2 separate regions of the Homo sapiens genome follow, and region 2 is linked to region 1. A link is an interaction called in ENCODE POLR2A ChIA-PET data of the cell type or tissue named here. Cell type or tissue: GM12878. All regions are shown on one strand.

What was found. Peaks named below come from ENCODE experiments on the same cell type or tissue, not always from the same donor. Only the 100,000 strongest peaks of a DNase experiment are listed, where the experiment ranks them.
Region 2: POLR2A ChIA-PET joins it to region 1 with 5 read pairs; 1 of 35 experiments calls an interaction of 5 or more read pairs at or near these places.

The regions. Positions count from the first base shown.
Region 1 is chr11:103,054,349-103,056,848 of GRCh38, reverse strand. It overlaps DCUN1D5 (defective in cullin neddylation 1 domain containing 5), which reads left to right. Exons shown (of 8, transcript NM_032299.4): 8 at 1-2,500. Among named protein-coding and RNA genes, the nearest start is that of DCUN1D5, 37 kb to the left of the region's middle. In GM12878, a CTCF peak has its summit at 1,495 (motif pointing right); a DNase peak (open chromatin) is centred at 1,516.
Region 2 is chr11:102,367,387-102,369,886 of GRCh38, reverse strand. BIRC2 (baculoviral IAP repeat containing 2) reads right to left here. Exons shown (of 9, transcript NM_001166.5): 6 at 1,339-1,581. Among named protein-coding and RNA genes, the nearest start is that of BIRC2, 21 kb to the right of the region's middle. In GM12878, a CTCF peak has its summit at 2,359 (motif pointing left); a DNase peak (open chromatin) is centred at 1,226.

The DNA.
Region 1 (2,500 bases):
TGGTTAGTTATGATAGTTTATTTTTTTCTGACAAATTTACTGTCTTTTATAAAAAGAAATAGCTAGGATTTCCTGTGTTATCCTGCCATTTTTATAATCAAACAAAATTATTAATATTCTCCTTAGACTAAATCATTAATTTAACAAATCTCAAGCATCTACTATATGCCAAGAAGTATTCTAGGCCTGAATATATTGCAGGGCACGAAGCAAGACAGTAATTTCGAACCTTTATGGGATTTTTATTTTAATTGGTTAGTAAAATAGTTTATCATTTGGTGACAAGGTTATATGGGGAAAGTAAGTTGAGGAAGGGGCCCAGAGAGTGTGTGAGGATAGGATTACTATTAAGTAGCATGTACACTGATATGTGACATTGAGCAGAGGCCTGAGGAGGTGAATGGTTGTGCAGTGTGGATATCTGGGAGGAGAGCATTCCAGGCAGAAGGAATATTACATGCTAAGGCCCTGAGCTGGTACAGAGTGTAAAGAAACAGTAAAGAGATCAGTGTGACTGTAGTGAACAATAATAGCATTTTAGGGAGAATTAGAAAATGAACTGAGAGAGATTGGGAGTAATAATCCTGCCTGATTGTAGGTAATTACGTAGGGCATTATAGCCCTTTCTCAAGAGTAGGACTTTACTGAGTGAGCTAGCAAGCAATTAGGATTCAGATCAAAGCAAGGATGGAAGCAGGTAGTAGTAGGAAGATAATATGGTAAATCCAGGTGACAAATGGTACAATTTGAGATTAAGAGTAATGGAAATAATAAGTGGTCAGATTCTGAATGTATTTTGGTGGTAGCACCAAAAGGATATGCTGATAGAATGGATGTGAGGTATGAAAAAAAGAATGATCAAGGTTTTTGGCTTGAAGAATGAAGTGGGCATTAATAAGATGGCGAAGACTCAGAGGAGCAGGCTTAAGCGGGTAGATTGAGAGTTTACTTTTGGATATGTTATGGTAGACTTGTCTGTCAGACGTCCAAAGGAAAATGTAGAGTGGGCAGTTGGATATTTGAACCTGGAAAAGTAGAGGTCTGGGCTGGAGATAAATATATTTGGAAGTCATCAGTGTGTAATCTTATTTTAAGTCAGGACATGGATGAAACCACTTAGAGAGTAAGTGTAGCCAGAGGATAGAACTTAATTGAAGACATATGATCGATGAAATTCAAGGCCAACTTTTGTGATTTTTCAAATAGAAATAAAATGTTAACATTTTCTACCACACATATACAAACCATTACTTTCTATAGTGTTGTAGAAGCACTAAGATTTAAAAAGCAAGATTGATAATAGTTGCCAAATATGTAAACAAATGGCAAATTAAATTGAGGAGGGAGTGTCACTTTATTCTTGGAATAAAGTTTTTGTTTTGAAGTAATACAGTTTTTTATATTAAGAATAACAACATCTGGAGTGCTAGTTTCTTTTTCTCATTGTTGGAAATTGCTATTCCAATTCAATTTGACAGTTTTAGCACTAGAGGGCAGGCTTGCTTCTAGATTGTGAAGAGTTCTACATGAATTAATATAGCCAAACAGCGCAGGTTGAACATCCTTAACTTGAAAATCTGAAATTCAAAATGCTTCAAAATCCAAAACTTTTTGAGTGTTGACATGATGCCACAAGTGGAAAATTCCACACCTGACCTCATATGATGGGTCACAGTCAAAATGCAGGTGTACAACAGTTTACTCTGTTCCCAAGAGAAAAATAAAATTAGCTGCAGGCTATGTGTAAAAAGTGTATATGAAACATAAATGAATTTCATGTTTAGACTTGGGTCCCATCCCCAAGGTATCTTATTATGAATATGCAAATATTCAAAGATCAAAAAAAAGAAATCTAAAACACTTCCGGTCCCAAGCATTTTGGATAAGAGATATTCAACCTGCACCTACATTCAATCTCAATTAATGAATGCAGTTGTTTCTTATGTGACAGGTTTGCCATCTACTATGTTTTTTTCTAGTGCTAGGAAAGCATAAAATAAGGCTAATTGATTTTAGTACATCTAGGACTGGCAGTTGACGCTAATATACATTTGAATATAAATGTATATTTATATTCCAAGGAGTTTCCAAGGAAACTCAAGTGTAGCTTAATTATACTCAGATTTGATATAGAGGGTCTTCCACCACATATATGAATATTAAAGCCAGTCAGAAGAAATCCTGGACATGAAAACATTTTTTCAGGAAATAATTAACTATGTGCTGGGTATTATTATATGAGCGTGGCTACAAAGATGAATAAAATATAGTCCCTGCCTAAATAAGCTTTGTTGTAGCATCTTACAGCACTTAATATCTTGTGCTGTATCTATTTAAATGTCTTTTTCCCTTCAATAATAGAAATCCTGACTCACTTATTTTTGGTGCCTCCAAGTGCCCATCACACAATTCAGTTTACAGTGTTTGAACATGTGAATAATGAGAGAGAGAAAAATAAGAAAACGGTCAGGGAATTGGGGCCTTTGAAAAAACTTATTTT
Region 2 (2,500 bases), 690 kb after region 1:
CACAATGAGATACCATCTCACACCAGTTAGAATGGCAATCATTAAAAAGTCAGGAAACAACAGGTGCTGGAGAGGATGTGGAGAAATAGGAACACTTTTACACTGTTGGTGGGACTGTAAACTAGTTCAAGCATTGTGGAAGTCAGTGTGGCGATTCCTCAGGGATCTAGAACTAGAAATACCATTTGACCCAGCCATCCCATTACTGGGTATATACCCAAATGACTATAAATCATGCTGCTATAAAGACACATGCACACGTATGTTTATTGCGGCATTATTCACAATAGCAAAGACTTGGAACCAACCCAAATGTCCAACAATGATAGACCGGATTAAGAAAATGTGGCACATATACACCATGGAATACTATGCAGCCATAAAAAATGATGAGTTCGTGTCCTTTGTAGGGACATGGATGAAATTGGAAATCATCATTCTCAGTAAACTATCGCAAGAACGAAAAACCAAACACCGCATATTCTCACTCATAGGTGGGAACTGAACAATGAGATCACATGGACACAGGAAGGGGAATATCACACTCTGGGGACTGTGGTGGGGTGGGGGGAGGGGGGAGGGATAGCATTGGGAGATATACCTAATGCTAGATGATGAGTTAGTGGGTGCAGCGCACCAGCATGGCACATGTATACATATGTAACTAACCTGCACAATGTGCACATGTACCCTAAAACTTAAAGTATAATTAAAAAAAAATAGAAAAAAGAAAAAAAAAAATTTATTGAAGGAATAAATGATTACTCAAAATACTTGTTTTGAGAGGCCGAGACTTAATACTATCTGGACGAATACAAAAATCAGTTTTCCTGTTATCCTTGGATTGGGCAGGTGGTTCTCATCAAGCCCCAGAATTTCATTGTAAGTTCTATTTTGTGTATGAGGATCACTTAGCAAGGATTAGGGAGTAAAGTATCCTATTAAAAATATGATTTGCAGAAACTTAAAAAAAAAAACAGGTTGAAAAAAGACCTGCATCCAACTTTAACATCTTGCTTTTTCAAAACAATTTAAATTTGTTATGTATGAGAAAGAAATGGAATACAGCTCAAGAAAGAGCTTATTATGCTAAAATTCTCTGATTGGCATAAATCAGAGAACCTCATCCGAAAATAAATGTATAGAAAAAAGCGGCAGTCAATGGTTCTCAACTAGAAGCAATTGAAAGGGGTAGAAAAGGAGGGATGGTTTCGAAATGACTGGAGGACTGCTACCAGCAGTTAGTGGATGTGAAACAAGCATGGTGTCCTGTAACATGTGAGACAGTCCTAAGAGCTCCACTGAGAAACAATGCAGGTGACTAACATCCCCAAATACCTGATGCCATTTCTTCAGCTTGTTTTTCCTTCTCCTCTTCTCTTTTTTCATCTTCAGCATTAAGAAGTGCTGACACAATATCATTAACTGTTTTATAGTTCTCTCCAGTTGTCAGGATTTTACTTTGAACTGTTTGTTTCACCAGGTCTCTATTAAAGCCCATTTCCAAGGCAGATTTAACCACAGGTGTATTCATCATGACAGCATCTTCTGAAGAACTTTCTCCAGGTCCAAAATGAATAACTATTTGAAAAGAAACATGCTAATATTAAATTCCACAAACATAAACCTATGGAAAAAAGTATCATGGCACAATCTTTATTCATCCTTTACTCTCATATTCTGGTAAAGGAGATGAGCTATATGCATCGATTACCTATAACTCCAATAAAAGTTTGAACTTCATAATGGTCAAATGAGAATACAATTAATATGCTATACTTTTTACAAAACCCACCTCTCTGGCTACATCCTAGACTTACTTAATGAAAGATTCTCTAAGGATAAGAATTAGGAATCTGTATCTTTTGAATATTTCCCAAATGATTCTGATGTATAGTCATTTCTGGAAACCAATATGCTATACGAACTTAGAAGTGAGAAATAATCTTCTCCAGCCAGGAAAGTGGGGGGAAATCACAAAGACTTCATGGAAAAGTGGCGCATTAGAGTTTGGACTTGAAGGATGGACAGGGTCTAGACAAGTGGATTGCTGAGGTAGAGAGAATAACATAAACAAAAATGGGAAGTATAGTAAAATAGAAGATCAGTTCACCCAGAAGATGTAGTGAAAAAGTATGGCTTCAGAAGTAATTAAGGCAGTATGATTTTAGACAGTGACAGATGCTCTGAAGAAAAAAGTAGTGTAAGGTCATTAAAAGAAACCAGGAAGCAGGAAGTCATTTTAGATAGGGTAGTCAGGGAAGCATTTTCTGCTAAGAGTCAATGCTAGCCCATATGATACTTTTATGAAAAAATACAAAAAGACATAATTCTTCAAGACACTACTGCCATCTTCTGGAAACTTATAATAAATATACAACGTCAACAATGTCCCCTCTTGTTCAAACACGCGTGGAATCCGTGTCCGAAGAAATGGCACCAGAACAAAGATTTAAATAACAAGGAATGAGCTCTATTTCATTTTTAAGCGCATGCCTTG